Regions from separate parts of the Homo sapiens genome. Here region 2 is linked to region 1. Evidence: chromatin contacts called from ENCODE Hi-C or POLR2A ChIA-PET data. All regions are on one chromosome and are shown on one strand. The core of a region is the stretch at or near the end of the contact, and the rest is flanking DNA. Distances in the headings are between cores, read along the strand shown. Region 1 overlaps MBNL2 (muscleblind like splicing regulator 2). Region 2 overlaps MBNL2 (muscleblind like splicing regulator 2).

Region 1 (4,306 bases), core at 295-2,794:
ACTAAGTGCAGGAATGTAAATTAGTTTTAGTTGAGTTCAGTTTAGTTTTTAACTGAGTCATAATCTAAAAACGCTCTGTAGTATGGAATGCTGGAGTTAAAACACATGGCTACAACAAAAATATAGTCAGTAAGTTCAGATGTCTAAAATAAGCACCTTCAGTTTCTTTTAACTTTTTCAAGGGTTATGAAATCATTAAACATTAAATTCCAGTTACTGGGACAAGCATGAATAAAGGACTAAAGTCCAGAAGTTGATTATTTTCATAAATAGGATATGCCACAAATGACCTTACATACCTGCTGAGCCTTGATGTCTTTCTAAAAAATTTATACCTAAGAAGAACTTAATGAAGACTGGAAGTAGATTATTTTAAATTGGCAGGTAACAAATAAGTTCAGAGAGCAATAATTTTTTTTTTTTTGAAATGGAGTCTTTCTCTGTCACCCACACTGGACCCTGTCACCCAGGCTAGAGTGCAGTAGCATGAACTCGGCTCACTGCAACCTCTGCCTCCTGGGTTCAAGCAGTTCTTGTGCCTCAGCCTCCTGAGTAGCTGAGACTACAGGTGTCTGACACCACGCCTGGCTAATTTTTGTATTTTTAGTAGAGACAGGGTTTCATGGTTTCACCATGTTGACCAGGCTGGTTTCGAACTCTTGACCTCAGGTGATCTGCCCACCTCAACCTTCCAAAGTGCTGGGATTACAGGCGTGAGCCACCGTGCCCGGCCCAATAATTTTTAAGTGGTTCACAAGTGTTCCCTTAAAAAGTATGACCCCAAATCAATTAAGTTTATTTAACTCTGGGTAAATCAAGCCAGACGAGCTTCCTTGCATTAGGGCTTTTTAAGTTTTTTAATTTTTTTTCTTTTTTTTGAGACGGAGTTTCACTCTTGTTGCCCAGGCTGGAGTGCAGTGGTGTGATCTTGGGTCACTGCAACCTCTGCCTCCTGAGTTCAAGTGATTCTCCTGCCTCAGCTTCCCGAGTAGCTGGGATTACTGGTGCCCACCACCATGCCCAGATAATTTTTGTATTTTTAGTAGAGGTGGGGTTTCACCATCTTGGCCAGGCTGTTTTCAAACTCCTCACCTCAGGTGATCCACCCATCTTGGCCTCCCAAAATGTTGAGACAACAGACGTGAGCCACCGCGTCCGGCCTGCAATAGGGCTTTTCTTGGCTGCTGTGTCTGATGGGTCCCTTATAAGGGAGAAGCCTCAATGGTGTCTCAAGCTTATCTGATGATGGAACATTTATTTAAGCAGGACATCTCTTGGGACTGGTGGGAATTGCTACTTCATCCCAATAATTCTTTTACATTTTAATAAAAGTGTTTGCATGAGTTATAATTGCATGCACATTTAAGGAAGTTGGCAATCTTGAAAGCTATGACACATAGCAAACTTCAATTATAAAATATTTGAGGGGTCCAGGCAGGCTCCTGCATGTCTGTTTGGCAACGCTGCATTCACAGAAGCTAATATCAGCTAGCCTAAGCTAGGGAGCTTAAGAAGATGAGTTTAATAACCAAATTTAATATGGGTTGGGTTTCATAGACCAGCCTGGACTTGTATCTTTATTACCTCAACCTGCACCTCTAGCTCCCATGGAGAACAAAGGATGAGGAAAGCAAAGGACAAGGACATATTTCTGCCTGCATCAAGGGAGATGAGGCACCAATGACAAGGATATTTCAAATGATGGGCTGAACACACTTAGTGTTTGAAAAATATTACGTAGAGTCCCCAAGTCCTCAGTACCAGGACCCAAGGTAGATGCTCAACCTCAAAGGCAGCAGAGTCTCTCCCAAGGGCTCCCATGGAGGAAAAGAAAGAGGTAAACATAGGTACTGTTGCATAGATGGCAAGAATAATTACTCAGATGTTCCTAAAAGTTCTCCAGGAGCTATGCTTCCAATGCAGTTCAGTGAATGCTGTACATTTTTATTCATACTTATAGGTAAGAAGCCTTTTTCATTCCCCCTGGAAGAAATATATATTTTTTCCCCCTGGGAGAATTTCCATTTCAACTTACTATGAAAATCCCACCAGAATTCAGATGATCAGACTCTACCAAGATACACTTGCTTAAAATTAAGTATTTATTTGAATTGACAAAAACTGTATAGGATTATTATATACAAATGATATTTTGAAATACGTATGCATTGTAGAATAGCTAAATTGAGCTAATTAACATATGCATACTTAGCATTTTTTAGTTGTGAGAACACTTAGAACCTCTAAGTGAGATCACACCCTATTTGTCTTTAAGATAAACTTGCTTTTAAAAGCAGGGATGGCCTGCCTTACACCTTATACAAAAATTAACTCAAGATGGATTAAAGACTTAAATTTAAAACCCAAACCATAAAAAACCCTAGAAGAAAACCTAGGCAATACCATTCAGGACATAGGCATGCAGAAAGACTTCATGACCAAAAGCAATTGCAACAAAAGCCAAAATTGATAAATGGGATCTAATTAAACTAAAGAGCTTCTGCACAGCGAAAGAAACTATCATTAGAGTGAACGGGCAACCTACAGAATGGGAGAAAATTTTTGCAACCCACCCATTTGACAAAGGTCTAATATCCAGAATTTACAAGGAACTTAAACAAATTTACAAGAAAAAAACAAACAATCCCATCAAAAACTGATATGAACATACAAAGGATATGAAAAGGGCAATGGATATGAACAGACACTTCTCAAAAGAAGACATTTACGCAGCCAACAAACATGAAAAAAAACTCAACATCACTGATCATCAGAGAAATGCAAATCAAAACCACAATGAGATACCATCTCATGCCAGTCAGAATGGTGATTATTAAAAAGTCAGGAAACAATAGATGCTGGCGAGGCTGTGGAGAAATAGGAATGCTTTTATACTGTTGGTGGGAATGTAAATTAGTTCAACCATTGTGGAAGACAGTATGGTGATTCCTCAAGGATCTAGAACCAGAAACACCATTTGACCCAAAAATCTCATTACTGGGTATATATACCCAAAGGAATATAAATCATTCTACTGTAAAGACACATGCACACCTATGTTTATTGCAGCACTATTTACAATAGCAAAGACATGAAATCAACCCAAATGCCCATCAATAATAGGCTGGATAAAGAAAATGTGGTACATATACAACATGGAATACTATGCAGCGGAATGAGATCATGTCCTTTGCAGGGACATGGATAAAGCTGGAAGCTATCATCCTCATTAAACTAACACAGGAACAGAAAACCAAATACGGCATGTTCTCACTCATAAGTAGAAGTTAAACACTGAGAACACATGGACACAGAGAGGGGAACATCACATACGAGAGCCTGCTGGGGGTTTACGGGGTGAGGGGAGGGAACTTAGAGGACAGGTCAATAGGTGCAGCAAACCACCGTGGCACACGTATACCTATGTGACACACCTGCACATTCTGCACATGTATCCTGTTTTTTTTTGTTTTGTTTTTTGTTTGTTTTTTTTTAGAAATAAATAAATAAATAAATCTTAAAAAGTGGAGTAGGCTGGGTGCAGTGGCTCACGCCTGTCATCCTAGCACTTTGGGAGGCCAAGATGGGCAGATCACTTGAGGCCAGGAGTTTGATACCAGCCTGGCCAACATGGCGAAACCCTGTCTCTACTAAAAATACAAAAATTAGCCTGGCACACGCCTGTAATCCCAGCTACTTGGGAGGCTGAGGCATGAGAATTGCTTGAACCTAGGAGGTGGAGATTGCAGTGAGCTCGCGCCACTGCACTCCAGCCTGGGCAACACAGAGAGCCTCTGTCTCAAAAAAAAAAAACAAAAAAAAAAAAACAAAAAAGAGCAGGTGTACCCAAGCTTTCTGATGGCCAGAGTCACTTGTACAGCAAAGATGTTTCAGAAGGAAAGAGGTGTGCATTATATCACAGGTACAACATACTGTTATCATAGCCTCTCATGAATCCACTCTTTCTCCCAGCTTGTTCTCTGTTCCTTTCCAAAAAGCTATACGGCTACTGTTAGCATAGGCACCTGTACCAAGGAGTGGGTACAGGCAGGCAGATGTGGGGAAAAGGGAGAGAGCCACTTGAGCTAGGTTAGATGGTTCTACCAAAGATAAGAGCAATGGAGGGTAAGGATGGGCTAGACCACATTTCAGCATGGCCATCAAGAGACGGGACTGAGAGATATGCCAACATATAGATGTAATAGAATATTGGACTTACTAGCCTGCCAGTTGCTGAGAGGAAGGGGCATGTGTTAGACTGTGCTGTTCAAGGCAGAAATCACCAGCAACATATCAATCAAGCACC
Region 2 (4,158 bases), core at 965-3,464, 55 kb before region 1:
TTCCTCCCTTTTAGTTCTTGGTAACACACTATTTCTGGAGAGATAAGGGAGGGAGGGTCCAGTGCCTAGTGGCAGGGACTGGTGCAGCTTCTGTGGGGTGGAGACGGAGATGGGGATGGAGAGCGCCATTGCAGAGTGCTTGTGAAGAGCCTCCCAGGAACTGGGAGCTAGGAGCCTCAGCTAGGGCCAGTAAGGTGGGCTCACACCAGGGACCAGCTCATGGGTCACATAAGCCCTCAGGGCCTTTGCTCATCCCACGTGGGACATGCCAGGTATGGAACCAGCAGGTGGTCATATACTTCCAGGCTACGATCTCATTCATTCTTTCATTCAACAAATATTTCTTGAGATTCTACTATGTGCCAGGCATTGTGCTTAGTGCTAGTTAAACAAAGGTGAGGAAAATCAAGACATGGTGTCTCCCTTCATGAAGCCTGCAGTCTTGTGGGGAAGACAGATGTTAACAAAACATGTCTTGTTACAAGTTGTGATACATATTCTAGAGAAGAATGCTGAGAAGGAATGGTGGGAGAGGGTCAGAATTGAGACCAGGGGTCAGAGGAGATCTCTGGAGAAGTGACATTTAAACTGAGACCTGAAAAATGAGTAGGAACTTGGCAAGGGAGTGTGTGGTGGTCAAAGTGTGTGTGTGTGTGTGTGTGTTGCATGTGTATGCATGTATGTTGTATGTATTATATGTATTGTGTGTTTCCTGTTGTGTGTGTGCTGTGTGTGTAGTATGTATGGTGTATGTGTTGTATGTTGTGTATGTTGTATGTGTGCTGCATGTGTGTGTATTGTGTGTGTTGTGTATGTTGTATGTGTGCTGCATGTGTGTGTATTGTGTGTGTGTTGTGTGTCTAGTGTGTGTGTGTGTTGTGGGTGTTGAATGTTCTTTAGAGGAGCAGCGTGTGCCAGGAGAATGTCCCATCTAGGGGCAGGCACGCAGCTCTCTAAGGCCAGTGCAGAGAAGGGGTGTGGGGAGGAGCATGAGGAGTGAGAAGAGGTGAAGCAGGAAGAAGCCACACAATGGGAGACGAGCCAAGGGGTATGAAGTTCCTGCTGTTGAAAGTTTTTAAGCAGGAGAATAACAAGATCAGATTTATGCTTTATGCTACATTTAAATCGCACCCTGATTATTATATTTCATATTTCTAATTTTATTATAGTTTATATTGTTTGGAGACCACCTCTTTAAAAACAATAACAGAATTCTGATGGAGTCGACATTGGATTTGTGCAGTTTCTACTTCCAAGAATAATCTGTACTCCAGGAATATTTAGATTAGGGATGATGGCTAGAATCAAGTTCGAACCTCAAGCTGAATTAATTTTATTAAAATCAGCAACCATGAAAGATTCTAATACAGAATACTCATGTTGATTCTCGACAGGAGGAAGGAAGATGCTAAATAACTGTAATATGTACTTGACAGAACAACAGATTGGTGCTATTGGAATTACATAGCCATTAAATTACATGGCATGGGATAGAATAAATGCAACTTTGGCTAAGAAAAGACTTCAGAATCAGGCTGCTGTGAGAAAGAAAAAGCATAATTGAAGGATGAGATTTCCTAATGGCTTATTTTAAAACAAGTAATTTTTGGAATCTTTTTCTAGTATGCTCCTAATTGAAAAAAAATCAATTAAAATATGGGCACAAAAAAGAAAACATAGAAGACTATTAAAGACTCTCCCATTAACAATAGTTTTTGCCCATAGGAATAGCTGTCAGACAACTGCATCCCATTAGTTTTTCATGGGAAAAGCAATGGATTTCTACGATCTACAATTCAGTTAACAGGCCCCCGCCATTTGTATTCCGCTGGAATAATTTGAACTGTGTCTTTACATGGGCTGAGTCATTGACCGGCAGACTCCAGCAACACTTTTCTTGGGGAAAACGATTCTAGCGAAGGGCTGGAATCCCAACCTGATTTTCTGAATTTTGCCTCTTTCAGTGCCACCTTGGCAGCACTTGCTGCTGTAGGTGCATGATGATATTTTCAAGCAAGCAGGCCAGGCCGCGGAACGGCAAGTGCTGGCCCTAAGGTTTAAGGGCAGATGGCATGTGCTTTAGACGCAGCCTTCAGGGACACTTTGAGTCCTGGAGCCTGCTTTAGACCCCAAAGCTGGCCAGGGAAAATCATGGAAGAGCCTCTGAAATTCCTCGCATTCCACATGGCTGAGGCCAGCTTGGTGAAATCCCGAGGTCAAGACAAAGGCTCTTGCTCTGGAGTTACATTTCAGAAGCCTGTTTTGTCTTGCAACCTCTCCTGGAGAAGCAGTGTAAAAAAAAAAAAAAAAAAAAAAGGGTTAAGGAAACCGTCTCAGAACTGGACTAATTGGATTTAAAATGCAGCGCTGCTGTTCTTGGGCACCTTGGGCAAGTGGGACCTTGTGGCTTCCAGCTGCCATATCTGTGAAATGGGGCTAAGAATAGTTTCTGCCTCACGGACTTTCAATAAGGATTAAGAGTTAATGCATATAAAGTGTTTTAACAGTTCCTGGCACATAGTAGGCATTCCCTAAGCTTCATCATCATCATAATCATCATCATCATCACTATTACTATTGACACTTTCTTTTCATAGTAGGTAAAAATATATGGTATTGAAAACAACTTCTCTAATACCTGCTCCATTTCCTTATCACTGTGCTCCTCTCTGGCCTGTCTACCAATCTCTTTAAACCTTTGCTATTCTCATTCTGTCAGTGCCAACTTTGGTCATTTATCTCTTCAAACAGCCTCAGATCTGTTTTTCTTTGATATCTCCCCTGCTGAAACTTGCCAGGGCTAATCAACATGGCATGACTTATCTAGAGTGTAAAGCAGCTATGTATTGTGGTTGGAAAATCCCAAAATTCTGGCTGTGGCTTCATTCCAAAATGGTTATATGAACTTTTTTTTTTTTTTTTTTTTTTTACAAATAACGTATAATAGTCTGTGCCTGTGCCTCAATTTTCTCATCTGTCAAATAGGGGTGATCCTGTTCCTATATCTCAACTCCTTCTGACAGTTGTTAGAGCAGGAGTTGCTCAGGAAGAAACGTAAATTGTTATCTATATTTTTTCCAGATCTATTTTCTCCTTGAATGCTCCTAATCTAGTAAAAGGGGAAAGCCACATGAAACAACAGTTACAGTAAAAAGTGACACCAGGGATGTATGTTGGCAATGGTCCAGGTATGTTCTGAGAATTATGAGACGTCTACGTGATGAGGTTTGAGGAGATTCAGCAGAAGTGGTGAATTAAGTCAAAATCAATTAAGTCTAGGAGGATTTATTAAGTACCCACAGTGTACACAGCTTGGAAGTGAAAATTTCGATCAAACAGACCTCTGTTTTCGTCCTTGTGCCACGTAAGTTGTTCAGCAGTTATTTACTAAGTGACTAAGCTGACTGGGTGTATCAGATGTTCCCAGCCTCAGTTTCCCCATAGTTTCAAAAGCTCTCAAGGTCTTTGAAAGTGGGGAAGCAATAAAGGCTGTGGTTAGAGTGGGTGAGCCGATTCTTATTAGTCCATTTATACAGGTCTCAGTCACATAGGCCAAGGCTGAGTCTAACATTTGGCCTGAACCTCCTCTTCTTCCTCCCAGTACATTTCCAGAAGGATATGGGCAAGTAAAAGTGTAGGGGAATAAAATGGTTATTTACATCAAGGCTTAATTTATGACATTAACTATGAGACTGAAATAGCTCTACTCTAAGGCAAGTGACAGATTAGGCTTTTGGGCTTCTTTTGAATTTAAATAAGCTAATTGAACCACATGAGCTCCTTGTATTATTAGTTCCAACTACCTAATATAGCAAATAAAATGCAATCACATAACGGCTTCAGAATTAGAAAGTAACTTTAGATTCAGGGGATCATTATAAACAAATGATAACCAGAATGTCTATCAACATGAATAATTACCAGTATCATCAAGATTATGCATAAGCCTCTAATAAGCTCTTTCTGTTTATTATTTGGTTCAACATATATTACAATTTATCCTTAACAGTCTAGATATGCAAATAATTTTTGGTGAATACCACAACATTTTGTACTTATTAATGACAGATAAAAATGGTGTATTTACATTTCTTCTCTGGTGTGTTCTTTTTCTCTGTTGCTTCCATTATATGGAAGAAATGCCTAGAATGATATAAG

Evidence for each region. Hi-C counts contacts between places; a loop is a spot of excess contacts on that map. ChIA-PET counts read pairs that join two places held with the same protein, here RNA polymerase II (POLR2A). Pooled maps may share reads with other maps.
Region 2: a map of heart left ventricle shows a loop between it and region 1 (2.3-fold over the local background). The contact joins two enhancer-like sites. A Hi-C loop is called at or near these places in 13 of 168 maps with a recorded cell type or tissue (IMR-90, aorta, astrocyte of the cerebellum and 7 more), 2 of 37 single-sample maps with no recorded cell type and 8 of 50 pooled maps. POLR2A ChIA-PET finds 5 or more read pairs at or near these places in 2 of 52 experiments (HepG2 and WTC11).

What each region holds. Positions count from the first base shown.
Region 1 is chr13:97,270,634-97,274,939 of GRCh38, reverse strand. All of the region lies in intron 1 of MBNL2 (muscleblind like splicing regulator 2), which reads right to left. The region is part of intron 3 of LOC101927385 (a long non-coding RNA gene); the gene reads left to right. Among named protein-coding and RNA genes, the nearest start is that of MBNL2, 50 kb to the right of the region's middle. Within about 2 kb of position 1,544, at least 9 of the 41 ENCODE cell types and tissues checked have a DNase peak (open chromatin) inside an H3K27ac peak, as active enhancers do.
Region 2 is chr13:97,326,332-97,330,489 of GRCh38, reverse strand. The region is part of intron 2 of MBNL2 (muscleblind like splicing regulator 2); the gene reads right to left. Among named protein-coding and RNA genes, the nearest start is that of RAP2A, 110 kb to the left of the region's middle. Within about 2 kb of position 2,214, at least 8 of the 41 ENCODE cell types and tissues checked have a DNase peak (open chromatin) inside an H3K27ac peak, as active enhancers do.